Regions from separate parts of the Homo sapiens genome. Here region 1 is linked to region 2. A link is an interaction called in ENCODE POLR2A ChIA-PET data of the cell type or tissue named here. Cell type or tissue: MCF 10A. All regions are shown on one strand. Each heading gives the region's core, and the rest is flanking DNA. Links, peaks and the distances in the headings are about the cores only.

Region 1 (15,389 bases), core at 4,976-9,975, 580 kb after region 2:
TTAATTTAGGCAAAAAAGGGGAATGTATTGTCCCCAGCAGAAGAGAAATCCAAGGAGGTATCTCAGGGTTTCACTGATGCCTATCAGGGCACATTCCTGAAATCCCTTGACCCCTTGGCCCTGCTCCCGCGTTGAGTTTGCTCTCTGACAGGTTTTTGCCATGCTGTAGAATAAATGGTTGTGGCAGCTCCAGACTCACACAGCCTCAGAGCTGACGGTCACGGTCTCTCTCTAGGTGCCCACATCAACCCCGGAAAAAGGCTGGCTGCTCAGCTTAGCTCACATGCTTCCTCCACAGCTTCCAAAAAAAGGAGAGGGTGTGACACTGACGGAATAACCAGCAAGTACGATAGGATTTTAGCAAGAGAATACTTGGAGGGAATTGAGGGACACAGATGGTGATTGACAGGGTGTATTTGGGGGAGAATATGCATTCCCATGCATGGGGAGAAGGATACGAAGAGAAGTTGTTATTGAAAAAGACGTTGGGAATGAAACTGAGGCCTAGAATGTCATTCTAAAGTTATGTGTGTGATTTTTTTTTCCCTTGCCAGAAGTGGGGAGATTGTTTATTTTTAGGCATCGGACACACATTGATGGCTATTAAGCAGGACAATGACCAAGTGTAACTGAGGTTTAGAAAAAAGTTGATGGCAGTATCAAGTCAAATGGATAGAGGAAGAAATTCCTGAAAGAACAAGGAACCACAGGTCATGACAGTAACCTTCCTAGACTGCTATAGGTAGAAGGGTCATCTCTTACGGAGGCACAATGATGCCTTCTCAAATAGGAAAAGGGGTAACTACTTGTGGAAAGACAGTAGGGTAAGATAGCAGAATCCTGATCCTGAAGATTTATGGTTAAGGATGATGGGGAAAGATAGTTTCTAGTAATATAATCCTCCTAGCACATCAGTGCAGTCATACTGGCTGTGTAAACATTAAAATACTTCTGGGCCGGACGCGGTGGCTCACGCCTGTAATCCCAGCACTTTGGGAGGCCAAGGCAGGCGGTTCACCTGAGGCCAAGAGTTCAAGACCAGCCTGGCCAACATGGTGATACCTCATCTCTACTGAAAATACAAAAAGTTAGCCAGGCATGGTGGTGGGCAACTGTAATCCCAGCTACTTGGGAGGCTGAGGCATGAGAATCGCTTGAACCCAGGAGGCGGAGGTTGCAGTGAGCCGAGATTGTGCCATTGCACCCTAGCCTGGGCAACAAGCACAAAACTTCATCTTAAAAATAAATTAAATAAATAAATAGAAAATAAAATACTTCTATATCGGTTGGTAAATAGTCGATACCCTAACATGCCCTCCCATGGTCATTGCCTCCTTAACCTCAATCCCAGGACCAGGAGACTTCATGTTCCAGCAACGACAGCATTGAGCCTGATGGTGGGGAGTTGTGGTGGTGGGGTGGTGGGGTGGGGGATGGAATTCAGAACCTGCTGCATTATACCATGGCCCATGTCCTGTGCGCAGACTGGTTGATGCCTGCACCATATTGATTGTTCAATATTTGGGATCTAAGTCCTAGGTGAGAGCAGACCTCTTGTGGAGAAAAATTCCTAAACTATTTCCCAAAACCTGTAAAGTGTTAGGAAGGCTGGGCCACCAAAGAGTAGTTGATGGATGAGGAGCTACATATTCATGAATGGGCCACAGACCCTTGTGATGTGTGATTTATGTATGAAATATGTATTTGGTTCTTGTCCCAGTTTCCTGGCACACAGCTCCTAAAACTCTTGGAATCTCCAAAGGGATAAGTATTTTTGTATGCTAATGAGATGACTGATGGTTGGGGGCTCTGGTAGCCTCCCAAAGGGGGCTGGTTGCCAAGGGAACCAACCATGTGATTGGATGGTTGGAACTTCTATCTCCACCCCACCTTCACCTCCAGGGAGGGGGAGAGAGAGGGCTGATGGCTGAGTTATTCACTAATGGCCAATGATGTAATCAATTGTGTCTTTGTAGTGAAGCCTCTGTAAAAACTCAAAGGACAGGGCTAGGAGAGCTTCTGGGGTCCTGGATGTGTGGAGGTGTCTGGAGGGTGGTGCACCTGGTAGCACATGGAAGGAAACTCTGTGCTCCTCCCCACCTGCCTTGCCCTATGCATCTCCTCATCTGGCTGCTCATCTGCATCCTTTATTAATACAACAAACCAGTAAATGTGAGTAACTGTTTCCCTGAGTTGTGAGCCATCCTAGCTAATTAATGGAACCTGAGAAAGGGGTCCTGGTAACTTGATTTATAGCCGGTAGATTGGAAGCATAGGTGGGCCAGGCACAATGGCTCATACCTGTAATCCCAGCACTTTGGGAGGCCAAGGTGGGTGCTGAGTTCCGGGAGTTTGTGACCAGCCTGGGCAATGTAGCAAGACCCCCATCTATATAAAAAATAAAACATTAGCCAGGCATGGTGGCACGTACCTGTGGTCCTAGTTACTCAGGAGGCTGAGGTGGGAAGATCGCTTGAGCCCAGGAGATCGAGGCTGCAGTGAGCCAACGCTGCACTCATCCTGGGCAACAGAGTAAGACCCTGTCTCAAAAACACAAAAACAAACAAACGAACCCAGAAGTACAGGTGACAACATGCTATGGACTTGCAATTGGCATCTGAAATAGGAGCAGTCTGTGGGACTGAGCCCTTAACCTGCAGGATCTGACTCTAACTCCAGAATTAAATTGAATCATAGGACAGCCCATTGGTGTCCGCTGGAGAATTGCTTGGTTTGCAGGGGAAAAAAACCCACACATTTTGTTGACTGGGGAGCTCTGTGCTGTGGGGAGTGTGAGTAGGAAAACACTTCGGTTTTCACTAGCTCTTATACCCTTCTGTGGAGCTCACTGTCTGTGGCAGTCAGACTTCGCATTATTGTTCATTTTTAGCTGGGACTAGGATCCTCACCAGCCAATTTCATGCTGGGAAATTATCAGCATTATCTGTCATCATTCTATTTATCTTTTACCCTGCCCTAGGAAACCATGATATTTAAGCAAAAGTAAACATAAAAAAGGAAGATGAGCAGCTAACTCGGATTTGCCACTGGATTATTCTACATTTAACCAAATCACAAAAGAGATTAGAGAGCTTCCGTCTGACCCAGAAAAAGTACAAAACCAAAGTGGAGAGTGACAGTATCATCTATTTATAACCATCATCTTTAGAGATACTGAATTTTGTGAAAGGCCAAATGTTTTAGGAAAAAGCCAAGGATGGCAAGAAGCAAATGAATATAAGTGGCTTCCGCCTGCTTTGCCTGTTCATTTAGCCAAGTATTCTGAATGAATTTTGACCTCAAGGAAACATCTTAGGCTTATAATATTCAGTCCAGAAATATAAACATTCTTTAACCCAAGTCTCATAATTGATATTTTGTGGTGCATTTTTATTTTTAGAAAGGCTTTTAAAGGATAAGAGAAGCCAGGTATGGTGGCTCATGCCTATAGTCCCAACACTTTGGGAGGTCGAGATGGGAGAAGCGCTTGAGTCCAGAGGTTCGAGATCAGCCTGGGCAACAAAGTGAGACATTGTCTCTACAAAAAAATAAAAAATAAAAATTAGGCATGGTGTTGTGTGCCTATACTCCCAGCTACTCAGGAGGCTGAGGTGAGATGATTGCTTGAGCCCAGAGGTTGAGGATGCAGTGAGCTGTGATTGTGCTACTGCACTCCAGCCTGGGCAATGGAGTAAGACCACATCTCAAAAAAAAAAAAAAAAGATAAGAGAAAAACAGGTCAGTGGTGACTCACTAAGGTAAGCAGTATAGCCATGTGACTCACCATTTCCACTTCTAGATCTATACTCAAAAGAATTAAAAACAGGTCTTCAAATAAAAACGTATACATGAAACATTCATGGTAACACTATTCATAATTGCCAAAAGGTGGAAACAACTCAAATGTCCATCAACTGATGATGGGATAAACTAAAGGTAATATCCCCACAAAATGGAATATTATTCAGCCATAAAAAGGAATGAAATGCTGATATGTGCTACAATGTGGATGAACTGTGAAAACAGTATACTAAGTGAAAGAAGCCAGTCACAAAAGGCCACATATTGTTCAATTCCATTTGTTTGAAACTTCCAGAATAGGCGAATCCATGTAGAGAGCAAAGCTGGAGGGAGGAGAAAAACAGGGAGGACTGCTCAATAGGTGTGGGGTTTCCGTTTGGGGTGATAAAACTACTCTGTAATTAGATTGTGGTGATGATTGCACAGCATTGTGAATGTAGTAAATGCCACTGAATTGTACACTTTAACATGGTAAAATTGGTACATTTTATGTTTTATGTTGTACCACAATAAAAAAAAAAAAAAAATTGGCCAGGCGCGGCGCTCACACCTGTAATCCCAACATTTTGGGAGGCCGAGACAGGCAGATCATGAGGTCAGGAGTTCAAGACCAGCCTGACCAACATGGTGAAACTCCCTCTCTACTAAAAATATAAAATTATCTGGGCGTGGTGGCGCGCACCTGTAGTTCCAACTACTCAGGAGGCTGAGGCAGGAGAATCGCTTGAATCTGTGGGGTGGAGGTTGCAGCAAGCCGAGATTGCACCACTCTACTCCAGCCTGGGTGACAGAGCGAGACTCCGTCGCAAAAAAAAAAAAAAAAAGAAAAGAAAGAAAAAGAAAAGAAAAAAAAGAAAGAAAAGAAAAAAATTTAATTTTTATTTATTTTTATTTTATTTTGAAGCAGGGTCTCACTCTGTCGCCCAGGCTGGAGTGCAGTGGTGTGATCTTGGCTCACTGCAACCTCCACCTCCTGGGTTCAAGTGATTCTCCTGTCTCAGCCTCCTGAGTAGCTGGGACTACAGGCACCCACCACTATGCCCGGCTAACTTTTTTGTATTTTTAGGAGAGATGAGGTTTCACCATGTTGATCCGGCTGGTCTCGAACTTCTGACCTCAGGTGATCCACTTGCCTCGGCCTCCCCAAGTGCTGGGATTACAGGCATGAGCCACCGCTTCCGGCCTGCCTTTGCTTTTAAATGCAAGCTTATAACGAAGTACGAGCCAAAAATGCTTCATTTAAAATCATTTGACAGCCACAGATTATTACTTTAAACCTGCTGGAGTGACCAGTTCTCAGGACTGGAAGTTGTAGAAATGACCAAGTAAGGAGGATGGTTTTGTGTACATGTAGCTCATCACTGAAATCAACACAGAGTTTCCCTATGTTTAATGTCAGGTCACCTACACATGTGCATGTGGTAAATATATACATCATTATATTGAGCACTACCAGGAACAGAAACATCTAATTTCTTTTTGGTGGAAAATACAGAAAATTCTTTCACAAAAACAGAGAAAAGAAAAAGAAAAAACATACAATTTTGGGTTTCCTATGAATTTCTGAGTAGAAAAACAACATCTAAGGTTACTATTTTAAAATCAAATTAGATAACTTTTTATGACAGGAAACTATCCGAACAATGACACCTTACTTCCTGTAAACTATGAGTAAATTCCACACATTCCCATGTTTACATAACCACAGCCCAGGGCTACAATTCCCACATCTTAGTCACATAAATATGTGTTTCGTTTATCATTAGAAAATAAACATGCTTTATATTCTGAGGTCTAACTTAATGGTTTGAACAATATGTAAAAGACTAAACAAACTAAAATATGTGAAACATTAACACTTGAGAAAGGTTTACATGGTCCCAGTTTACTTCCACTTTTACTGAGACATCACTGCTGAATAATTGAAAGGCTCTCAAAAAACTCCAATCTAATTTTGTGTTATTAATCTGAACATCTTTCCTAACAAAGTTCTTTCATCACTGGAAATATGGCAACCCTTTTCCCTTCCTAGCCTAGAAGCAGCAATGAATTGACACAAGACACAGACTGCTCTGAAATCACAAACGTGTTTGGGATTTCTTAAGCTAAAAGGAAAAGGGAAAGGGAAAGGCTTAAAGCAGCATTGCCCAAAAGGAGTTCCCTGGAACACCCAGAACACCAGTCCCCTGAGATAGCCATTGACACATGGCCGAGGTCTGATAATTGCCATCCATAGTTTGTCCCTCTTGGAGGGTCACAGAAGTTCACACAGTTAAGATCCTGCTTACCCTTGTTTAACTCTACATCCCCATACTTATTTGACCCCTCCTTTTTTCTAGTAACATGATTAACATTCCACAGGCACCTCGGGCATTGCTGGTTGGGTCAGTTCTGTTAAATTTATGACCTGGTATTTTGGACAATCATTGAGTCGATCCTGAGAACCAACCTGGTTTGTCAGATGTCAAGATGTTTTGATGTTTTGTCAAGATGTTTGATCTTGCAAAGTCATGATAACCCCACACCAGCAGAAAGAACAAGTGTCAGTCTTTTTTGTCCCTCATCCAGTTTCTTTCCGGCCTGTTAGCACTTCCAAGTCCCTTTGGTAGTAAATGTTCTTTCTGAGATGCAGGGTGTCTGGTCTGACAGTGACTACCAATTTCCTCTTTGGTATCTACCTGAGGGAGTTGCCAAAACTGCCATTACAAAAAAAGGAAGGCACCCCTATTTTCCACCCACACTGCTTTCCTGTCATAGAATATGCAGATATGCCTGATCCGTCACCATACTTAAGAGCTCCATCTCTGGAGTCACACTGCCTGGGTTCAAATTCCAGGCTTCACTGCTTCACAGATGTTACACTGGGCAAATTGCTTTGCCCCTCTGAGCCACAGTTTTTTCATCTGTAACACAGGAGAACAATAAAAGTACCCACCTTTTAAAGAAAAGATTAAAAATGACAATGCTTGTGCTGGGCACCTAACAAATATTTACAGCTATTATTTCTCATTCCTCTGACCCCCTTCATAGCTAATGTAGTTTTAACAGCTAGGACAGAGGACAGAGGAAATGGAAACCATAGGGGAAGAGGAAGAAGGGTGTCTGCGGATGTTTTAGCTATATTTACACTGTGAGATGCAGAAGACAGAGAGACAAAAGCAGAGATCAGAGCTTCAAGGCCCAGAAAAGTAACAGGTGAGTCCCAGACTGAAAAAGAAAAACCTGATCTAAAAGAACAGGCCTCCATTTATGAGACCCTGCCTAGCGCTTCGATATTCATCATGCCAAAAGCTTGGGTTCAAGCCCCATGGGATGTATGTGGCTTCTTTCTATTCAACAGCCCCCATATGTCACCTTAACAAAGGTACGGAGCTGGTGGGTTAACACAAATTCAGTCACCATCACTGGGGCCACATTCCCCCGATTCCCTGACACACCTCCCCAACTATGGGAGGGCAAACAGAGCTGAGTCCCTTGATCTATTTGGTAGAAGAAGTGGATGCTCAATAAATATTTGTTGAATAAATAAGTGTCTGAATGAAAGACAATCAGGTAAGTACATGAATAACTGAGGGTGAATAGCAGAGTGATTATTAGTTTTCAAGCAATTTCTATTTATCTTTTAGGACAAGGATGGGCAAACTTTTTCTGTAAAGAGCCACATAGTGAATATTTTAAGCTTTGTGGTTCCTATGATCTCTGTTGCAATTACCCAACTCTGCACTGTAGTTTGAAAGCAGACATAGACAATATGTCAATGAATGGACACAGTTGTGTTTCATTAAAAGTTTACATACGTACACAGAAATCTGAAGTTTGCATAATTTTCATGTCATAAATTCTTCTTTTTTTTCCCTACCCGTTTAAGAATGTAAAAATCTTTTGGCTCACAAGTCATATAAAAACAGGTGACAGGCAGAGGTGACCCTTGAGCTATAGTTTGCGGGATCCTGTTTTAGAAAATAAGTAAGACTGGACGCGGTGGCTCACGCCTGTAATCCCAGCACTTTGGGAGGCCGAGGGAAGTGGATCATCTGAGGTCAGGAGTTCCAGACCAACCTAACCAACATGGAGAAACCCTCTCTCTACTAAAAATACAAAATTAGACGGGCATGGTGGCGCATGCCTGTAATCCTAGCTACTTGGGAGGCTGAGGCAGGAGAATCGCTTGAACTCAGGAGGCAGATGTTGCAGTGAGCCGAGATCACGCCATTGCACTCCAGCCTGGGCAACAAGAGCGAAACTCCGTCTCAAAAAAAAAAAAAAAAAGAAAATGATAAATAGATGAGGAGGTAGGGAGACAACAAAATATTTATTGAGCATCTACTGTGTGCCAATGACCGTGCTAAGTGCTGCTGAGAATGTAGCAGGGAAGACAAACAGGCCGAGTCCCTTCCCTTAGGAAGCACATGTTTTAAACAGGAGAACCTCATAGCAAACAAGGTAATTGCAGACTGGGTACTTGGTATAGAGGAAACAAACAGGATAATGAAATTGACCAGGGGAGGTCATTTTAGAGAGGCAAGAGGCTCAGTGCTTTCTCACACGTGACCATGTTTAACCCGCTGAACACCCTGTGGGGTATCATCCCCATCTTAGAGATGGGAAAGTGATGTCTGAAACCTCGCAAATGGTCACTAAAGAAGCCAGGCCGCAAACCTAGGGCCGGTCTGCGAGTGCTGTGCTCTGTGGGTGGTTGGAAAGGGGATTAGCTAGATAAGGGGTCAGGAGTCCCAGGTCCAAATCCTCACTCCATGCTTCACTCCTCAAAGCTTCGGTTCCAAAGATGGAAAAAGAAGATAATTGGGATGGTTGTGAACATTATGTAAGAACCTATGGGCCGGGAGTGGTGGCTCACGCCTGTAATCCTAGCACTTTGGGAGGCCAAAGTGGGCAGATTGCCTGAGCTCAGGAGTTTGAGACCAGCCTGGCCAACATGATGAAACCCTGTCTCTACTAAAAATACAACAATAACAAAAAAATTAGCCAGTGGTGGTGGCGTGCGCCTGTAATCCCAGCTACTCTGGAGGCTGAGACACGAGAATCGCTTGAACCCTGGAGGTGGAGGTCGCAGTGAGCTGAGATCGCACCACTGCACTCCAGCCTGGGAGACAGAGTGAGACTCTGTCTCAAAAAATAATAATAATAAAAATAAAAAAGGCTGGTGCGGTGTCTCACGCCTGTAATCCCAGCACTTTAGGAGGCTGAAGCAGGCGGATTACCTGAGGTCAGGAGTTCAAGACCAGCCTGGCCAACATGGTGAAACCCTGTCACTACTAAAAATATAAAACTTAGCCGGGCATGCTGGTGTGCACCTGTAATCCCAGCTACTCAGGAGGCTGAGGCAGGAGAATTGCTTGAACCTGGGAGGCAGAGGCTGCAGTGAGCTGAGATCATTCCACTATGCTCCAGCCTGGGCTACAGAGCGAGACTCTGTCTCAAAAAAAAAAAAAAATTAGCTGGGTATGGTTGCACATACCTTTAGCCCCAGCTACTCAGGAGGCTGCGACAGGAGGATTGCTTGAACCCAGGAGTTCAAGGCTGCAGTAAGCCATGACTGCACCACTGCACTCCAGCCTGGGCGACAGAACAAAACTCCATCTCTAAAATAAAAATAAAGAATAAAAAGTTGGGGCCCCGCTCTGCACTGATAATCAGAATTGTGGGCTCATGGCTATCTTGAGAGAGAAATATCAGGGAAGACAGCTTTCCACAGGCATTCAAAGGACACAGTATTTAATTACCAAACAAGTGACCGTGACACGTATACAAATACCTTAGGACAATATGTTGTTTCCTGAAATTCTTAGGAGGAAAAAAACATCATATGACTATAAGCTGAAATTTTTAAATTAATGCAATTATTTACCCATGATCAAGATGATACTTGTGGGCAAGAAGTGGAAGAAAAAAGAAAATATTAATAGATAAAGAATGTAATCACATCCTGAGAGTGATGAAAAATTAGAAAAAAAATTAAAAAATTAAAAATTTTTTTAAAAAAGAATATAATCATTTAGCAAATAGCATAAGATATGAGACTTAGGGAGATCTAAGAGAAAACACAAAGACATTGAATATTAATAGTAGTCCAAAGAGCTTTTGCTGAAAAATAATTGAGCATGAAAATGATACAACTACCCGACAGGTATTTATCTACAATACCAGCAATGCTGAATGTGAAACACTGTAGAAATGTCCAGAGACTCAAGGTTTTCTGTCCTTTCAAAGTGCATCACCAGTCAGAGTCCCCACAGAGAAGTAGATGGCATATTCAACTCTGCATAATTCCAAGAGGATTTAGTAAAGATGCTATTTGTAAATACAGATACGGTACAGAAAACCCCAAGGAAAAGTGCAGGTTCCTGGGGCTAGCAAGCAGTGCTGTCTACTCCAAGGCCTTAAGGATGCAAGAAAGGAGTGGTCATGGGGACCCTGACATGCATGTAGAGAGGACATGCTGAGAGAACCAGTGGCCTTCTACTTGAGGACACAGCCAAGCTCTCCACCTCCCCTCTACCTGCTGGGGTTCCCCACTGGCCAAACCCAACCGGAAGCCAGAGGATCCTTTGATGTGGTTCATAAGGGCCAGACTCCCCCAGGAGAGGGCAGGGTGGAGAAGTGTGGAGAGGGGAAACAGAGGGACAAAAGGAAGATTTCCAGTCTTTCCAGATCCAGTTATTGGACCTGTCTGAGATACATAAATGGAAAAAAAAACAACAGAGAAAGAATGCTTTTCTGGTGTGCTGGAAATCTTCTGTTTGTGTGTGTGTAAGTGTGTGTATCTATCTATATATGTGTGTGTGTGTGTGTATGTATATATGTGTGTGTGTATCTGTGTGTGTGTGTGTGTGCGTGTGTGTGTGTATATGTATATATACAAAACAGAGAAAGAATGCCTTTCTGGTGTGCTGGAAATCTTCTGTTTGTGTGTGTGTGTGTATATATATATATATATAGAGAGAGAGAGAGAGAGAGAGAAAGAGATATGGAGTCTTGCTCTGTCACCAAGGCTGGAGTTCAGTGGCACGATCTTGGCTCATTGCAACCTCTGTCTCCCGGGTTCAAGTGATTCTCTTGAACAAGTAGCTGGGATTACAGACTCCCACCATGAAGTCCAGTTTATTTTTGTATTTTTAGTAGAGACGGGGGTTTCACCATGTTGGTTGGGCTCGTCTTGAACTCCTGACCTCAAGTGATCCGCCCACCTCAACCTCCCAAAGTGCTAGGATTACAGGCGTGAGCCACCGAGCCTGGCCTCCATATTTTAAAAACAGAAAATTCCCTTGACCTTTGTATTGCTTCCCTGTGGCTGTAGTAAAAACTGAGTGGCTTAAAATAACATGCCTGTAATCCCTGCAGTTCGGGAGGCCAAGGCAGGCAGATCGCTTGAGCTCAGGAGTTCGAGACCAGCCTGTGCAACATGGTGTGAAACCTCATCTCTATAAAAAATACAAAAATTAGCTGGGTTTGGTGGCTGGTCTCCCAGCTACTCGAGAGACTGAGATGAGTTGGATTGCTTGGGACCAGGAGGTCAAGGCTGCAGTGAGCCGTGATCACACCCCTGCACTTCAACCTGGGTGACAGAGCAAGACCCTGACTCAAAAAAAAGAAAAAACAAACAAACAAACAAAAAACAGATGTTTATTCTTTCCTACTTCTAGAGACCAGAAGTCCCAAGTCCCAAATCCAGGTATTAGTATATACTCTTGGGCTCTTCCAGCTCCTGGTGGCTGTTGGTGCTCCTTGGCTTGTGACTACATCACTCCAATCGCTGCCTCTGTGGTCACATCACTTCCTTCCCTCCTTCGTGTCTTCTCTTCTCCTGTCTCAAATCTCCCTCTGCCAAGGACATTTGTCATTGGATTTAGGGCCCATTGGATAATCCAGGATAATCTCCTCATCTCAAGATTCTTAATTGAATTGTATCTGCAAAGACTCTTTTTCCAAATAAGGTAACATTCATAGGTTCAGATAATTCCTGAATTATCTTTATGTGGCTATAAGAAGTCATAGACTGCCAATTAATAAATGTAAAAGTGATGAAAGAATTGGAAAACCACAAGTCTGCAGCCACCACTGAAAACTGACTCAGCCCAGGATCATTTAAAATGCTGAAACCATTGGATGAAAGGTCACTGGAGAAAAGGATATTCACACACAAACTATCACCCAACATATTACTTATTAATTAGAAAAGGGATAGGTACCTTTACAATGAAAAAGTCTAGTGAAAGCTACCTAAACCAAATGATCAGGCCTCGTGCTGACATCATCGGATGTGATTCACTGAGAAGAACCCAACATCAACAAAAACGTATAATCTGGATCTACTTATGAGGAAACAGCAAAGCCAAATCAACAGACATTCTGCAGAATAACTGAGCTGGACTCTTCAAAAATAGCAGTATTAAGATATTCCCAAAACAGTGCAGGGAAGGCATTAAGATTAAAGCCATGATAACTGGATGCAATGCCTGATTTTCAACTGGATCCTGGAATCAAAAAAAAAAAAAAAGAGCTATGAAGAGCAAATATAGACTGTATGTTCGGTAACGGTATAATACCAAGGTTAAATTTCATTATGTAATAATTATATTATGGTTATGTAGGAAAATATTCCTATTCTTCACAGTTACTTAAATGCAAAGGCCACAGTGACTGCATCTTACTTTCAAATGGTTTAGAAAGGGGGTTGGGAGGAAGAGCCAGTGTTAATACAGCAAAATGTTAACTGGTGAACCTAGATAAAAACAATACAGGTGTTCATTGTACCTTTATTTCAACTTCTCTCTAGATTTAAAGTTTTCAAAACAAGTTGAGGTGGGAATAGAGTTACAGCATATGAATATTATTTCTTTATAAGGAAGCTTCTCATTGGCTTCAAAAACACACACTACTTTACTTAAATTCCTTTTCTGCATTACCTGCACTGCCATCTCCCACCTGCCAAAGCCACCCCATACCCCCACCCCAACTATCTTTTCCACCCCATGCAACAGACCAATCAAGCTGGATGCCCAGCTAGGTCTGCCAGTAAATTTCTCAAAAACATCTTCATACTGCCAACCATCTCAGTCACACAAACCATTGATTCTCAACCTCAGCTGAGCCTCAGAATCAGCTGGGGAGCTTTTTACAAATGCAGACACCCCAGAGCCAACCACAAAGATCCTGACTCACTTAATCTGGGGTAGAGCCTGTGCACCTGTATTCTATTTTTTAAAGCTCTGAAGTCTGATGAACAATCATGAATGTGAACCCCTGGAACAAACCTTTCCATGTGAGTTTCTGTTCATTTGTCTATTTCCTCTGGTTAAGAATTATCATTTTGGTGGGGCGCGGTGGCTCACACCTGTAATCCCAACACTTTGGGAGGCCAAGGTGGGTGTATCACCTGAGGTCAGGAGTTCAGGACCAGCCTGGCCAATATGGTGAAACCCTGTCTCTACTAAAAATACAAAAAATTAGCTGGGCATAGTGGCACACACCTGTAATCCCAGCTACTCAGGAGGCTGAGGCAGGAGAATCACTTGAACCCAGGAGTCGGAGGTTGCAGTGAGCCAAGATCGCACCACTGCACTCCAGCCTGGGCGAAAGAGCAAGACCCCTTCTCAAAAAAAAAAAAGAATTATCATTTTGACAGTAAGGAAATTCTAAAATTTTTAAACATTTCAGTAGGTGCTTACCACACTTGATTACCTATAATCTATACAAATTTAACTTGGATGTAAATCTTGATGTAATGAGGCAACAAAAATAAGTCAGATACGTATTTTATAAAAGGAATACCAGTTGGCCAGGCGTGGTGGCTCACACCTGTAATCCCAGAACTTTGGGAGACCAAGGTGGGTGGATCACTAGACATTAGGAGTTTGAGAGCAGCCTGACCAACATGGTGAAACCCAGTCTCTACTAAAAATACAAAAATTAGCCAGGCATGGTGGCAGGCACCTGTAATCCCAGCTACTCAGGAGGCTGAGGCAGGAGAATTGCTTTAACCTGGGAGGCAGAGATTGCAGTGAGCCAAGGTTGCACCACTGCACTCCAACCTCGGCCACAGAGTGAGACTCCATCTCAAAAAAAAAAGGAATACCAGTCATTTACAGAAGTCAATTATATGAAATATTAAATTGCCCATTAATTCTGGAAAAAATACTAAAGTATTTGAAAACAATTCCATATATAGTTCCATGTTTTCCTCTTTCAATTATTATTATTTCCTTTTTTTTTTTTTTTTTTTTTTAGAGATGGAGTTTTGCTCTTATTGCCTAGGCTGGAGCATAGTGGTGCAATCTCCACTCACTGCAACCTCCACTTCCCAGGTTCAAGCGATTCTCCTGCCTCAGCCTCCCAAGTAGCTGGGATTACAGGCACCCGCCACCACGCCCAGCTAACTTTGGTATTTTTAGTAGAAACGAGGTTTCACCATGTTGGCCAGGCTGGTCTCAAACTCCTGACCTCAGGTGATCCACCTGCCTCGGCCTCCCAAAGTGCTGGGATTACGGGCGTGAACCACTATGCCCGGCCTTCCTCTTTCAATTATTATAAGGTCATTTCAAAGTGCTATGGCAGATGAGGTCCAGTGTCTGAGAGTGCAAAGTACCTGTCTATGGCCTGACAACTGCTCTAAACCATGATATCCTTATCTTAAAAATGGGGATAATAAAATCTATCTTTGGCTATAATCAAAATCACAAATAACAAGTGTTAGGGAGAATGTGAAGAAACTGGAGCTCTCACACTGCTGATGGAATGTAAAATGGTGCATTTGCTTTGGAAAAGTTTGGCAGTTTCTCAAAAGAGGAAACAAAATTCTCATGTCGCCTAGGAATTCCTCTCCTAAGGGTTTACCCAAAGAAATGAAAACATATGTCCATATAAAAATTTGTACATGACTGTTCATAGCAGCATCTTTTTTTTTTTTTTTTTTTTTTTTGAGATGGAGTTTTGCTCTTGTTGCCCAGGCTGTAGTGCAACGGCACGATCTCGGCTCACTGCAACCTTTGCCTCCCGGGTTCAAGCGATTCTCCTGCCTCAGTCTCCCTAGTAGCTGGGATTACAGGCGGATGCCACAACGCCCAGCTAATTTTTGTATTTTTAGTAGAGACGGGGTTTCACCATGTTGGTCAAGGCTAGTTTCAAACTCTTGACCTCAGGTGATCCACCCCCGTCAGCCTCCCAAAAGTGCTGGGATTACAGGCGTGAGCCATCTCGCCCGGCCAGCAGCATCATTCTTATTCATATTGGGCAAATACTGGAAACAACCCAAATGAGAAATAGATAAACAAATTGTACTACATTTAATTCATGCAATGGAATACTATTCATCCATGAAAGAGAATGAAGAACTGACACATGCTATAACACGGATGAACCTTGAAAACATTATGCTATGTGAAAGAAGCCAGTCAGGCCAGGTGTGGTGGCTCACACCTGTAATCTCAGCACTTTGGGAGGCTGAGGTGGGTGGATCACTTGAGGTTGGGAGTTCAAGACCAGCCTGGCCAACATGGTGAAACCCCATCTCTACTAAAAGTACAAAAATTAGCTGGGTGTGGTGGTGGACACCTGTAATCCCAGCTACT
Region 2 (15,389 bases), core at 5,545-10,544:
AATGTGTTTTTATTACTATTTGTCAGGCATTATGCAGATATTATTTCATTTCATCCTGATAACCACCTTACCTGGTAGGTGCTGTTATTATCCCCATTTTTTATATAAAGGATTTTATTCAAAATCAAACAGATAATAAATGGCAAAGGCAGATTTGGGGGTTTTGTCTGTTTGTTGTTGTTGTTTTGGGATGGGGGTCTCACTCTCGTCACCCAGGCTGGAGTGCAGTGGCACTATCGGCTCACTTCAGCCTCCATCTCCCTGGGCTCAGGAGATCCTCCCACTTCAGCCTCCCAAGTAGCTGGGACTACAGACGCACACCACCAAGCCTGGCTAATTTTTGTATTTTTTGTAGAGATGGGGTTACTCCATGTTGCCCAAGCTGGTCTCAAACTCCTGAGTTCAAGCAATCTGCCCTCCTTGGCCTCCCAGAGTGCTGGGATTACAAGCATGAGCCATCGCACTCGCAGAGGTGGATTCTAAATGAGGAAATTCGACTGGGAAGTAGAGAGATTCACCCCTAAAGTCTACTGGGTAGTACATGATGTGAACTTTGACACTGACTGAACTGTGTTAGAATTGTGGCTCTACTTCCTATTAGCCGGTAACCTCAGACAAATCTCTGAGTCTCCATTTCCTAATTTATAAAATGAAGATCATATTACAGTGTTGTTATAAGGATTAAATTTAAAAGCAGAGTCTATGACACCTATGATAGTAAACAAAACTATCTACCCTTTATTGAATGCTTATTGTATCTAGACTTTATGCTAAGTATTTTATAAATGTTATTTATTTAATCTTCCAATAACTCCATCAGACAGGTTTTATTACTCCCAGTTTATAAGAAACAGATTTAGAGAATCTATGCAATCAGTCCAAGTGACACAGACAGTGAGACATAGAGTGGAAAAGTGAATCCTGATCCACACATTGCTCATGATCCACATTGCTCACATGGCACTGGGTCAGTCCACCAGGTAATACGGAGTTCATGCTCTTTCACAAGACTGCAGAAACTGATACTGGGAACCAGTATCACTGATGTAAATCACTAGTCAAAACTGAGATTTGCCTGAGTTCAATATACTTTGTAGTTCACATAAATATTTCAGTATAAATATGACTATCTCCTCTCTGTCCACTGTTGGAGGGTCTCTCATGTTTCTGCACATCTTGCAAGCAGAGCCACTACAATCTTTTCAGAACAGTGAATAGGTCAGTCAGGCAAGAAGCAAGCAGGAATTGTACAGGGAGTTCTCCTGGAGGGGCCACAAGAGAGAAGGGTTAGCCAGGTCATCCTTAATCAGAAAGGCGATCAGCACCACGAAAGCCCCAGCGGCCATTGGGCCCTACAGTCAAGCTGTGTTAGTCAGGACAAACTTACATTTCAGGACAGATAAGCATGAACCCTTTAAGTGGACAGCTTGTGCCAAGAGGGCTTGTTTAGCAAAAGAAGCTAAGCAAGAACATGAGTAAAATTCTGAAAGCTGCAGGCTGTGACTTCACTAATGCAGTAAAAACAACTGTTTTGTTGGCTGACATAAATGACTTCCCTACTGTCAATGAAATCTACAAACAGTACTTCAAGAGTAGTTTTCCTGCAAGTGCTGCTTACCTGGTTGCTGCTTTGCCCAAAGGAGGCCAAGCTGAAATTGAGGAAGTAACTGACCAAGCACCTCTCACAACGGCATGACTATAAGTGGCCCGGTGTTATTTAGTCTGAAATTTTTCACATCTTGACTTTTACAATTGATATAACATCTTAATTTTTAGAACTGATGAAAATGTGAGTTTGACTAAAATATCTGAAGTTATTATGGAAATACCATAGAATATGGAGAGCTAAGCACGAGTTGAAGATTAGATGATTAATCCAGTTACTGATGTAATAAATTATTATTATTTACACCCATATTACTGAATGTAGGAAAGAGATACTCATTACCAAAGAGCGACTCAAATAAATAAAAGGAAAATAATAAGTAGGAAAGATGAGTTATTTTTTCTAAGAAATAAACGAGCACACCTAATTCAAACTAATTTAATGACATGAAACATTTTGTTCTCATGTCAGATGTGTGACTCTGCTTTTATTTGGGTAAAATTAAAGTATTTAAATTGGAATGGTAGAGGTCAAGAAGAAAGTGGACCAAAATTGTAGACAGATAATATTTTTCTAATGGAAATAAAATAGACATGCAGATTAAAAAAAAACAGTGAATAAAATTTGAAATTAGACACAGTGTCCCCCTCCAGGGCAAAGGGCAGGTTTACTTATAAACAGGAAGAGAGAATGAGTGTCTCCCTAAAAGTAAAGGACATGCATAGTTACTGCCCATTATAAAACATTAGGGTTCCTTAAGCTTAAAATCACGGTCCTGTAACATAACTCACTGCAGATGTAGGTGTTTACTGGCCTGCTTCACATTGCCCTGTGAGTATTGGGGTTCATGGAACCAGCACAAGGAAAATAATGGCTACTTGGCTACTGCATGGCTGTTAATAATAAACTATACTTTGTCGCTAATCCAGAGGTCATGAAACTGTAGCTGGCCAATTTGTTAGCTTGCAAGTATGGCAAAATCTCAGGCTCTTCACAGTTCTTGGCAACCTTCTCCCTACCTCAACACACACATTTGGAATATAAGCTCAGCTAAAACAGAGTCCTTGCCTATCTTTTTCACTGCTTTATCTGCAGTATGTAAAACATTTTCTGTTCACAGTGGATACTCAATAAATGTTTGTTAAATGACTAGAAGAGAATAAAGCATTCCTATTTATTCACTTAAAACTAAGCAGTGATCAACTGTATCTGTAGGCCTCTGTGCAAACAACTTATTAGACTGTTTTAACTGCTTGTATTTTATGTTACTTCTAAACTCTATATCCTAATGATTATGTTTGATCACCTGTATAAAAATATATGTAAGAATGTGTAATTCTTGCCACATAACTCATTATTTAAAAACTTAAAAACACCCAAGAAGTAATCTCTTAGATATCACTATCTAAGTGATACCTAGATCTGCTCACAGGTCTAGGAAATACTGCTGTGTACTATTGTCACTTGCACCCTTGCAGTAACCCCTGAGCCACCACAACAAGGATTCAAGAAGCCCCAGTATCGCCACAGAACTCCCTGGCTCCCCTTTAGTGATTAACAACATTCTCCCCCTTTCCACTGGTCACCTTGATCAGACTTTTCCAGTTCTCATCCTGTTCTCTATGGAGAACTTGGAATATAGGAGATACACAACATGGAATATGAAATATGGAAACCACTTGTCAAGAGTTTGATAAGTAGCAGAGATATGCTTCACTCTAAGCAGTGTTGGTAAATGAATCAGTGTTCGCAGTTACTTCATACACATCAGAGCATGTAGACAGCTTTACTAACTGTATCACAACAGGTAAGCATGAACCTGTACAGGAAAGGAAGTGGAGCAAAAAGAGATGTGAAAAGGAGGAAAGACAAAGAAAATGAAGGAGTGAGAGCTTAAAGGAGGAACCTAGAGTAGTACAGTAATAAGTCAAAAAGTTTAATTTCTCATTTCTCAGAGGTGCCAGTTTAAATTCAGTCTCTCTAAATGCTTTTAAAATTGATAGGCACTTTTAAACATGAAAACAGCCAAAATGGGCCATTTTCTTACTGAGCTGCACGGACCATTTCTCACCAGGCTCCTCCAGCTGCCTCCAACAATGTTGCCCATCAGCAAGCAGCTCCTGGGATTGGGTTACAAACAGGTCTGCAGCACCTGCCACAGCCTGCCATTTAAAACTACTGCAAAAGAATGTTTTCTTCTCTCTGGGCTTAGTCTGCAAGCCAAAGAAAAGCAAAAAATTCAACTTAAAAAATTTAATAGGTAGATATAGGTGAATTTATTTTAATATTTCAACTATTTTCTCTTTTTTCCTATTTTGAACTAAAATTTATAGGCCAGGAATCTTTCTTAGAACTTTAGTCCTTTAACAATTTCCCCTCCAGAGCTAGCACAGACAGGTTGTCTGATTGTCTCTTTTTTGTACTGAGTGCAAAACAAACAAGCTTCCATCACTGCAAATGTCGCTAGTGTTTCCCTAAATATAAGCTCAAGTTACCTATGTATTTTATTTATGGTTCACTTCTAAAACAATTTGGACAGCATATGTTTCATGAGATGCAGTGTAAGAAACATTGTAAAATGAAATTTCCCTGTCTTAATTAATGAAGCATCCTGGTAGAATACTTTAGATTTATTAACAATTAAACCACCTCATTGAGACATTTCATAAAATTGAAGATATGGAGACCCAACTATAGTGGTGATATCATTTGCTATTACTGTTAGAACAGAACTTAGGAAAGCAGAGCCTTTGTTTAAAAACAGCCTGCAGTTACGTGTACCATTTAATGCAGACTTATGGTCAGGTTAATGAATTTCCCAGTTCATATATATATATTTTACTAGGCTGTCTTCATCTGGGAATGCATAGATAAAAAAAAGGAAATTATTTATTTTTTTTCTCTTCACGTAACATAAAGTATAGATGAGTTATTTTAAGGGGTGAGTATACTACACTCTATATTTTCTGTGATGTAAATTAATGATATAAAGTTCCTAAAGGAATTACATTGATATATTTAATAATACTGCATCTTGCAATACTAAGTAGTTAAAGGAGGGGAAGAGAGAGGAAAGGGAGTATGAAGTATCTGTATAATGTCTTAATTCCACTTAAGTAATCATATAAAACAGAAAAAAGGGGGAGCACGCAGGATAAATAGAGAAAAAAACATATTGCATATTTCAGTGAGAAAAGTACTAGATAAGCAGTGCGTTTGTTTGTATTTTTCAAATCTGTCTTTAGCCTAATGTTAAGACTCCTTAGAAAACAGCAGAATAATGGGAAACTCTAATTTTTATATTAGACAAATAATTGCTATTATAACAGATTCTCTTGAAATTAATTTTCTCCTAAATAGTTAATATGTTCTACTATATGAATTTCTACTGCATTTGTAAATAACTTGCTTTATTTGCAGGAGTTAGGGGAAGTTGGAAAAGTTCCAAGACATTTTAAGCCTCTGCCCTCGGGAAGCCCACAGCCTCATGGTCTCTGGAATTGGCTAATTTCCCCTCCATCTTGCCCCATAACATATCTTGTATGTGTTATGTGCCTCTCCTCTCCCCTCAAATCCTACCTCCCTGCCCTCAACAGGGTACTATAAAAAGAGTACTTCGTGCTCCTTTCCTAAAGGTAAAACCAATACATTTTGAAATAAAAGTTCTTCATAGATGCTGTAGGTAATGGGTAGAGAAGAGCTCCCACCATCTTAGACTATTGCCTTCTCACCATTCCTGCTGGGGTCCTTCCCAAGCATTGATTGCTCTTTTGAAGAAAACTGCCTTTCTATTTCAGTTTTTAAAAATCAAAGGTTTCAGAAACAGACTCCTTCCTGAATTCCTGCTCCACCACCAGGTAGCTCTGTGATCTTAATTAAGCTACTTTGCCTGCAGAATTTCAGTTTTCTCACCTGCAAAATAGGAATAATAAAAAGAGAAAGAGAGAGAACAGCAGAATAAGGGGAAGATTTAGTTTTTAAATTTTGAGAAAACATTTCTCAAACATTATAGCATTCTTCTCTTTCTCTTTTTAAAAAAGTTACTTCTAATGTATATTTCCAAAGCTCCCCAAGGGTTTTTGTTCAGTTCACAATCTTTCAATTATTAAGCATTGGGCATCCCATGTATGCACTCTGAGTTTCTGCCTTCTTCCTCCTGCTTTGTTTGCTACTGATGCATTGGCCTGAATTACCATCACGTTCAGAGTTAAGAGTAAGGAAAATAAACAACTGCATTCAAAATCATAAGAACAGTAGCCAAACTATCATTTATGTTTCACAAACACACTTCTCCTTAAAACCAGTTGCTATTCTTCACAAAACTTCAGTAATTTTCTTCTTCCTTTTACATTTTCTCAGAACCCACCTTCTCATCTCATGTCATTCCTGATAACCACACCATGCAACAAGTCTGCCCATTGGTTTCTGTCTCAAAGTAAATCCTTCTTTTATTCTTTTATTGCATCTTTTCTTTATTTGAAGCATCTTGCTTGTGACATAATATGTCACAATAAATTTTGTCATCAAGAAAGCATCTCAAATGTAAGGACAACATTAACACATAATGAAAAACTAAATATATAGAAAAAAACTTATTTGAACCATCCATAAAAGCTCTTTTTTCCTCTCCAAGCCATTTTAACACATTTTTATTTGCATTTTGCAATTTATATAGTTGCCAACTTAAGCCAAGCATACTCAGGAAAAGTTAGGTTTCAGTGGGTTCAAACTGGGAAATATCTATTTCAGCTTTTCAGCTCTGCTCACTCCAGGTAGGGATGCCAGACTCACACAAATCAACAAGCAGCCACATGGTGACCAAATGGACCATGCTTCTCAGCATCATTTCAAGATGGCACAAGGTGGGGTGTAAGATAGAGAGCAATGTTGAAGGAACTGTGCTCTTTTCTCAAAGGTAAAACCAATGCATTTTGAAATAAAAGTTCTGAGTAGGTGGTATAGGTAACAGGCAGAGAAGAGCTCCTACCATCTTAGACTGTTGCCTTCTTCTCACCATTCCTGCTAGGGTCCTTCCCAAGCATTGGTTGCTCTTTTGAAGAAAACTGCCTTTCTAATCCAGTCTTTAAAAAATCAAAGATGTTCACCTTCTTGCCCAAGTAATTCATGCCTAATCGTAATGCCAAAGAGAGTCTCAATTCAGGCATTTTGTGTTCTTCTCTCGCATTGGTGCTATTGTCCTGTGTTGTATGTAGCTGGGGAAGAAAAAAGGCCCTCCACATGGAAGCAAGTTTGTCAGAAACTTGCTCAGAGCTGGTAATTGAGGATAAGGAGGCCTTCCTTTGGAGCCATGACCCTTTCCTCTCACTATGAGGATGCATTCGGTGTAAAATTGGTTCATCTGTGACCAAATCCAAAAGGCTTAGTTATCAAACTAAATGATTTCTTTAAAAGTGATTCATGCATGAATTGACAGCACAGTGCCGCAGAAGCACTCCCAGATCACACAACATTGAAGTAGCATGTCCTACAGTGAAGAACTGGTTGGAGCTGGAAGGAGCCCGGGTTGTCATCCCAAGTCTATATCTGAAAAATGATGGACCTTAGATAAGTCAGTTACTCAGGACCAAGCCTCTCCTTTAAAATGCTGACAATAATGGATGCCGACTTCTAGCTTACAGTGGTGTTTTATGTAAAACACAATGACCTTTTGAGAAAATAAGACTCTAGGAAAGAAAAGAGCTCTGTAAACTCAGGATTCAAATATCATTAAGTATTCATTGATGTTATTAAAAACAGATTAGATCAATAATGTATCTAGCATCATCCAGGATAATTTATGAAAAGTAGTATATGGAGTCCCTATATCTCAAAACAAGTTGAAATTACTTAAAAGTGTCCTGATAGAGGTTTAAATTTTTAGGATAGGCTAGATTGCAATATGTTTGAAAGGATCCCTAAGGGCAGAAATTCTAGATTCCCAGTAGAAACCATACTCTGACTTCTTCATCAAATAGGGAATTTCCAAACCTACAGGGGAATAGAAAGGAAATCCAGTACAGACTTGATTGCTTTGTGCTCTTTAAGTGATATTCTTTAGTTGCCACACTGATGTGTTTAAGATGTATTAGGCACACTTCTGTGCCTTTTGGGGGTTTAAGGGAGGACTCTTTAAAGCGAATGTATGACCACATTTGATCAATTCATGGGGAGAGTGGACCATACACATGATGGCTTCAGATATATTCTTAAATGAGATAGTACAGTATAATGCAATCTGGTCTAGTGCAAGATTTGGCAATCTTTCAGAAGAGAGGAGTGATAAATTGCTGAGTACTGGCCTTGGGGGAAACAAGGAGTTTAACTAGAGAAAGCAAGAGGCACAAAGAAGGTCTCTTTGCTAAGAAACACCTCGCTGATTTGAGTTTCATTTGCATTAAACATTCTCCTTGTAAAATACAAATATTCCTCGAGGAGGAGTTACTTTGATCAGCTCAATTTCTGGCTTGATATGGATGAGTCGGAAACTGAGAGGAGTTTTGCTATAGGACTGGTGGAGTGATGGGAGGAAAGATCATTTGGAACATGAGTCACTTTAAAGGCAGCCAGATCTGATGGATGTAATGCTTAAGGGACTGTGTACAGCCCAGGGCAGCAATGAGAGGGGGCACCAGGAAGAGGAAGGGGAGTCAAACCGTGGGAGATGTACTTTATCAACCAGGCAATATTTTCTAGTACAACTGGCTGGGGGCATTGAACATTATTCCCCGTGATTCCTTGGTCTCCATTGTGGCAGGATACTGACTCTTATTCTGTTTGAAAGAACACAAAGTTAAGAGTTCAAAGACATGGGCTTGGCTTTCTCAGTGTGAGTAGTCCATTTGCCACATTTCTTTTGCCTGACTCATCCTGTACCTCTGCCAGGTAGAATGATTGAGACCTGCTCCTGCCACTCTTACCAAGGCACTTTGAGAATAAATGAGTAAATTTCTTTGTTAAGCAAATTTGATGCCCAAATCTGAGGAATGCTAAGATTTAAAATAATAAGTGAAAACTTCAAGAGACTGATGTTCTTGTAGCCTCTTTGGGCTAATAAGAGTAGGCTGGTTACATGCATATGTTTAAGAAATTAGAGTCTTGGTACTGTTAAAGCAAACTAAATATGGCCTGAGAATGACTCTATACTTCTACATTTGAGTCCTTGTGGATGAACCATAACCTAGCTTAATAGGCAGACAAAATTGAAAATTTAACATAGTAGTATGCACCTGTAACAATAGCTGAGTGTTGGCCAATCCCAGCGGCCATACTTCAACCACTTATACACTGCTGGGTGTTCAAACTGTGTTCAAATAAGGCAAAACCTGAGCTGTAACCAATCCAGCTGTTCTGTACCTCACTTCCAATTTCCGTATATCATTTCCCCTTTTTGTCTATAAATCTTCTTCCACCTAGTGGCTCGCTGGAGTCTCTGTGAATCTGCTGTGATTCTGGGGGGGCTGCCCAATGTGCAAATTGTTCATTGCTCAATTAAACTCCTCGACATTTAATTCAGCTGAAGTTTTTCTCTTATCAGTACCTACAAACAATATTCTTTTTTTTTTTTGAGACGGAGTCTCGCTCTGTTGCCCAGGCTGGAGTGCAGTGGCATGATCTCGGCTCACCACAACCTCCGCCTCCAAGGTACAAGCGATCCTCCTGCCTCAGCCCCGTTAGTAGCTGTGATTACAGGCACGTGCCACTATGCCCGGCTAATTTTTGTAGTTTTAGTAGAGACGGGGTTTCACCATGTTGGCCAGGCTGGTATCAAACTCCTGACCTCAGGTGATCCACCCGCCTCAGCCTCCCAAAGTGCTGGGATTACAGGCGTGAGCCACCATGCCCAGCCTCTACAAACAATATTCTTAGAAAAAAAAATAAAGCTGTCTTCTGCATAATAGAAAGCAAACATAATTTTATTAGGGATCTAGAACCCTTTCTGGGAAGTCACAGAGAATGGGATCAGCAGAAGACGACTGATACTTCATGCCAGGTAGACTGCTAAGATCGTATACATTATCTCATGTAATCTTCACTGTAATCTAAAAGAAATGCTATTAGCGTACCTATTTAATAGATTAGGAAACCAAGGCATAATGAATATCTGGCCCAGATACCATAGCCTGTAAATGCTGAAGCCAGAATTCAAATACAGATACTGTCACTTTTTCATTAAAGGGCTAGATCATAAATATTTTTAGCTTTGCAGATCATACAGCCTGCAGATCACAGCCATTCAATTCTGCCATGGCAGTGAGAAAGTAGACAGACAATATGGCAATGAATGAGTGTGGCTATGTCAATAAAACTTTACTTACAAAAACAGGTAGTTGGCTACCTGGATTTGGCTCCTGGCCCTAGTGTGTCAACCCCAGCTATTGACCATTATTATATGATACTGCCTCTTACTATATATAATTTCAAGCTGAAATTATTTGGTTGCTTCTGTACGTTGGTTGTTATTTAGTACACACTGACCTCTTTGTTATTCTGTTAAGTAGCCCAAGATGATGATGTATTGAAAATGTATGGCTTCCTTTTGTGAAAGCTTAGGTTTTACCAATCACCTGTTGGGGCATCTCATCATTTATCTCTCAGAAATAGAAGCACAGAGGCTATATTTTATACCTGCTCAGTCATCTAAGGCTGTTGACTAGCAAGAAAACACACTCTGTTGACTCAAAATCCTGCCCCACATAGAGCATCCAGCTTGGTTGTTAGGGTATTTGTTTCTAAAGATCAAGCAACAATATAATACACTCTGATGATCCAGAACAGATGTGGGGATAAAGCCTAAGCTGAAAATATTCCTGGGGAACTTAAACTAGGATCAGAGGCATTTCCACCAGGCACGTGGCAAGTTGTAGTTTGGAAAATGTGCTCTGTCTTGTATGACTTCAGTGTCCCACTGAGCTCCCCACCTTTGACATAGTTGCAATGAGAGAAGGTTGGATTTGCAAGTGGTATTGACCTCGTTGCCAAGGGAAGTAAAGGAGATTTGGTTCCACTCTCCATCCCTAAATGTGACGGCAGGGAAAGGGCCCCTGAAAAAAAAAAAAAAAATGAAGCTGACCCCAGTATGCTTGCTACAATTTGGTGCTTGTGTATTTGTATCTCTTTTCTTCACTACCTCTACTTTGAAGATGATTGTATTCATTTTGTTTGGGTGCTATATTCCATGCCTAAATCCCAGAGAAGGCATTAACAAAGTGTTGGTACTGACAGACTGACAAAGATGTTGGCCTACTCACCAGTCCCTAAATCATATGAGCATTTAACTGTTATAGTTAGGTTTGTGGGTTCTCTTTTCTCTATTCATATTCTATTTCTCTCTCCCTCCCTCTGTCCCTCTTTCTCTCTTAGTCACTACCTAGTTACCTTGTTTCTATAGCTACTAATAGCAGAGCTACCCTCAAAACTATAATGGAGTTTGCCTCTCCTATTCTTATTTTAAAGAAAATAGAAAATTGAGTACTTTAAAACTTAGTGAATTTCTGCTTTTTAATTGCTCTGCTTCTGATGGAAAATCCACTTTACCCTACCTGATTTTATATCACTGGAAATGGGACTGGCATCGTATCTACATTTAGATTATGGGACAGATAGAGTTATCTTTTTTGAACTGAATTCTAGAAAATAAATCATTGTTCTCATTTCCAAAAGGAAGTAGTAGATAATAAAACCTACATGTATTTGCACAATTTTTTTTAGATACTCTGAATTAAGAGAAAATGCATTATTCACTTTAGCAATTCCAAATTTCAATTAAATTTCCCTTTTAAAAATAGTGCCACTGAATGTATTACAAGTAAAAGTGTCCCCACTTTTTGCCTGGAGGCAGAAAATGTTTAACAAATTTATGATAAAGCAATTTTTTTTCTATCAATCAATCCCTAGAGGGCATTAACTGCTCTTAGGAAGTTTATTGCAGAAGATGACACAACCGACGTGCACAAAAAAACAGTAAGCATGCTGTGAAGTGGAGGAGGAAATGGAACACTCTAACATCACATCCCGGCCATACCAAGGTCCATTGACCCTGTATTCTTTCCAGATAATTAATTTACTACACATTAAACCTCGATGTGAAGAAGGCTGTTGTGCATCAATTGTGTCGGAATAAAAAGTGTTATTGATTTAGGATTTCTATTGTATCATGTGCTGACAGAAAAAACAACAACAATCAAGTTACATCTCATAGATGGAACAAACCTGTGCTATTGATTTAGGATTTCTATTGTATCATGTGCTGACAGAAAAAACAACAACAATCAAGTTACATCTCATAGATGGAACAAACCTGTGCTGAAGGACGAAATTGCTAAATAAGTGCACTCTGGAACACACTTAGCTGAAGCGGCACTGCCTGAAAGGGGTTCTGCAGGGTGAACTAGGAGGCATAATTAGAACCAACTGAAGTGTCTAATATTGATAGATAAGCACTCTAGAAATCAGATTTTGGGATGTGCTAATGATCCTCTTTACAGTAAAGGTCTAAAATAGCCCACTGCCCTCTGCCAAATCCAACCATTAATATTTATTAAATAAAATATGAGTGTACCATTAATTTTAAACAACTGACATAAATCGAAGCTTTCTCCTATTTGAAGCACAAAAATTATAAGGATGAGGCCACACAAGATTGAAGTCATGATGTTTTATAGATACTGAAAGAACTGGTTATCGATTTTAAAAATCAAGTGGCCTCATTAACTAATATAACTTGCATATGGCGAGAAAGAAAAGACAATGAACAAAAATGTTTGGGTTCAAATCCCCAGTAACCAAGAGCAAGTCACTTAACTTCTCTGAAGGCACAACAGTCACATCTGTAAAGCAGAAACAGTAACACTCACTCTACTTACTCATAGGGCTAATAAAATAAATGCGATAATGCATGAAAGTGATTGCAAATATTATTCAGTTCTATTCAAATATGTTATTGAAATTATTTTACTTCAATAACATATTTTTTTGCCGTTACTTTCAGTGGCAAAAACCACAATTACTTTTGCATCAACCTAATATTTGAAAAAAATGATTTTTAAAAAGAATGCAATGATAAGGAGGACCTTTTCCCCTTGGGTGACACATTCTAAACATTTTTTTTTAACATATCACAAATCTCCATTTTTCCTAAGTGGTTTACAATAACTTAATTTAGCCTGAAAGTACTTATTTGAGGTTTAAAAAAAGGTAGGACAAGATGGAGGTGCAAAAATCAGTGACAGTGCAAAATACTCTTTAGAAGGCATTAACTACTCTTAAAAATGTGAACACCCATAATTTCATGGGACAAAGCAACATGACCTGAATTCTTTCTCTAATTCAAGGCACTCTGTGTATTAATAGGACTTCCTCACATGTAATATCTGAAATATTTTTTCTTGTTTTATATACCATCCAAATACCTTTTTCACATGTAGCATTTTCAAATCTGTAGTAGAAAGTTGATTGATGGGATGGACCATCAATATGTAGTTATACTGATCCCTCACAAGTTATTCCTATAATAAAAATAGAATTGCTATAAGCTTCAGTGTTTAATATGATACCCACTAGCCACATGTGGATATTTAAATGTAAATTAATTAAAATTATAAAACTGAAAATTCAGTTCCTCAGTTAGCCTAGCCATATTTCAAGTGCTCAACAGCCACACTAGTCACACAATAGCTGACTAGTGCCTTCTGCATTGGACAGCGCAAATATAGAATATGTCTATCCTCACAGAAAGTTCCAGTAGACTGCACTACTACAGAGGGTCTTTGAAATCAGAGACCCAGCTCACATCACTAGGTATCAAACCTTTTTTTTTTTTTTTGGCATAAGCTATCCTCACTCTTAACCAAGGAACACTGTGAAGTTCTGCTCTTCCAGCTCCTTGAAGCCTGAGTTTCTTGCAGGGTGTGAAACAGTTAAATTGTTTTGCTTTGTTTTTTACCACCAGTCTCAGCACCTAGTTGGAGGACCATGCTTATGAGGGTAGTAGAATTTATGCAATGCAAAAAAATGTAGAAATGTTCACTGAGTGAACAAAGGGTCTGCCTAGGTTTTCTGGGGTCCACCTTCCAAATGGGATCCTAAAACTTAGGTGACTTTTCTTTTGGAAAGGTAAATACACTTCACTTAATGGGTAAATTGTTATGTCCACCATATTAACTGACTCAGTGGAATCACAGAGAAATTTTAAAACTTGCAGAAGAATAAGAATCAATATATGATCAAAGTAGCTGAGAAGACCTAAGCACCTACTAGCCCATAAGGCTGGAGAAAGTATACCTGTTGGCATAACCAGATGTACAATTTCAGAGGAAGCAGAAAAGAACTAGCATTTACTAAACACCTAGTATGTATTCATAGTAACCTTATGAAGTGGGTAGAATAAATACCATTTAACAGAATAGAAAACTGATGTTTAGAGCATAATTCTCCAAAAGTCACACAGCTATTAAGTGATGTATATATAATTTAAATTTACATCTATCCAGCTCCAGTGCTCTTGTTTTTTCCATTATACTTTAAAGACCTTCAAAGAGAATAATATTAGTAGTAAAGGCTGAGGCTCCTGCCTTCTGATCATGGATGGAATCAAAACTTAAGACTCCTCAGAGGGCAATTGGCCAAGAACAAAATGTAGCATAAAGTGAAAACTTAAAGACAATCAAACCTAGTATGCAGAAAGAGCTCACAAATATGTAGAGTGCTAAATGGCAGTACACTTCAGTAGCAAAGGAGTTTACAAAACAAAGGTTGTAAGGCTTGTAGAATAATATTCACATGCTATTCAAATACAGAAGGGAACTTTTATTGCAGCTAAATATGAGGATTAACATAGAGCCCAAGAAAATCTAATAAGGAAGAAAGGTGGAAGATAAGAAGCTGGAATGAATACCTGATTCCACATGCATATGGGAAGACAATGTAATCCCTAGTAAGTGGACACAGAAATGTATAAAACAAAAACAATAATTTATATGCCTAAAATATCTCTGAAATATGCAGATTAACCATGGCAGTTTGAGGATCTTCTCAAGTAATTTATATTTTCCAAACTGAAAATTCCTTTTCTGCTTCAAGCCATGATGGAGTAACTGGAACAGGAGTTGCCTTTCCACTGTAAAAAAAAAAAAAATTAGAAAATTGGACAAAATACACAAAACAACTGTTTTCAGACACCGGACAGCAAAAAAACATAAGGCTGTGTCCCTGAGAGAACAGAAACAAAAATGATAAGCCCTAGGATTGCCCCAGATTTCTATCTAGGTATTCTTTTCAAATTGTAATACAGAAAGGGGGAACTCAAGCAGATCAAAGTGGTATTGCAGAGTCGAGGTGATAGAAAATAGAGTTTAGAAAGGCTGACGTGGCTGGAGTTTTAAGGGCACAGAACCAGACAGCAAAAGAATCAAGCTGAACTGTGATAATCTGCCAAAGCAAAATTTAACATTCTTTAAAAGAAGACACAAAATTAAGTACTAAATAAACAACATTTATTGTGTCCAGCATTTAAAAAAATAACTAGAGATATAGTGATACAGAAAGTTATAATCCATAACCAGGAGAGATATCAGTCAATAAAAGCAGACCCTCAGATGACAGAGATGATGAAATCAGCAGACAGGGACATTAAAGCAACTACTATAAATATGTCCTAGGATTTAAAAGAAAACATGTTTAAAACAACATGTTTAAAAGAATATAATTAAGAGAGAAATGGAAGATATGAGAACTAAATAAACCTTAAAGTGCTGAAAATTAAAATACCTAAATTGAAAAATTACAT

Evidence for each region. Peaks named below come from ENCODE experiments on the same cell type or tissue, not always from the same donor. Only the 100,000 strongest peaks of a DNase experiment are listed, where the experiment ranks them.
Region 1: POLR2A ChIA-PET joins it to region 2 with 6 read pairs; 2 of 35 experiments call an interaction of 5 or more read pairs at or near these places.

The regions. Positions count from the first base shown.
Region 1 is chr1:200,331,115-200,346,503 of GRCh38, forward strand. LINC00862 (long intergenic non-protein coding RNA 862) reads right to left here. Exons shown (of 5, transcript NR_040064.1): 5 at 11,430-12,296. Among named protein-coding and RNA genes, the nearest start is that of LINC00862, 35 kb to the right of the region's middle. In MCF 10A, for the core only: no CTCF peak of the experiment used is centred there; a DNase peak (open chromatin) is centred at 5,507.
Region 2 is chr1:199,751,195-199,766,583 of GRCh38, forward strand. It overlaps the pseudogene RIDAP1. Among named protein-coding and RNA genes, the nearest start is that of NR5A2, 270 kb to the right of the region's middle. RefSeq lists an enhancer at 8,048-9,247. In MCF 10A, for the core only: no CTCF peak of the experiment used is centred there; DNase peaks (open chromatin) are centred at 7,897, 8,157 and 8,447.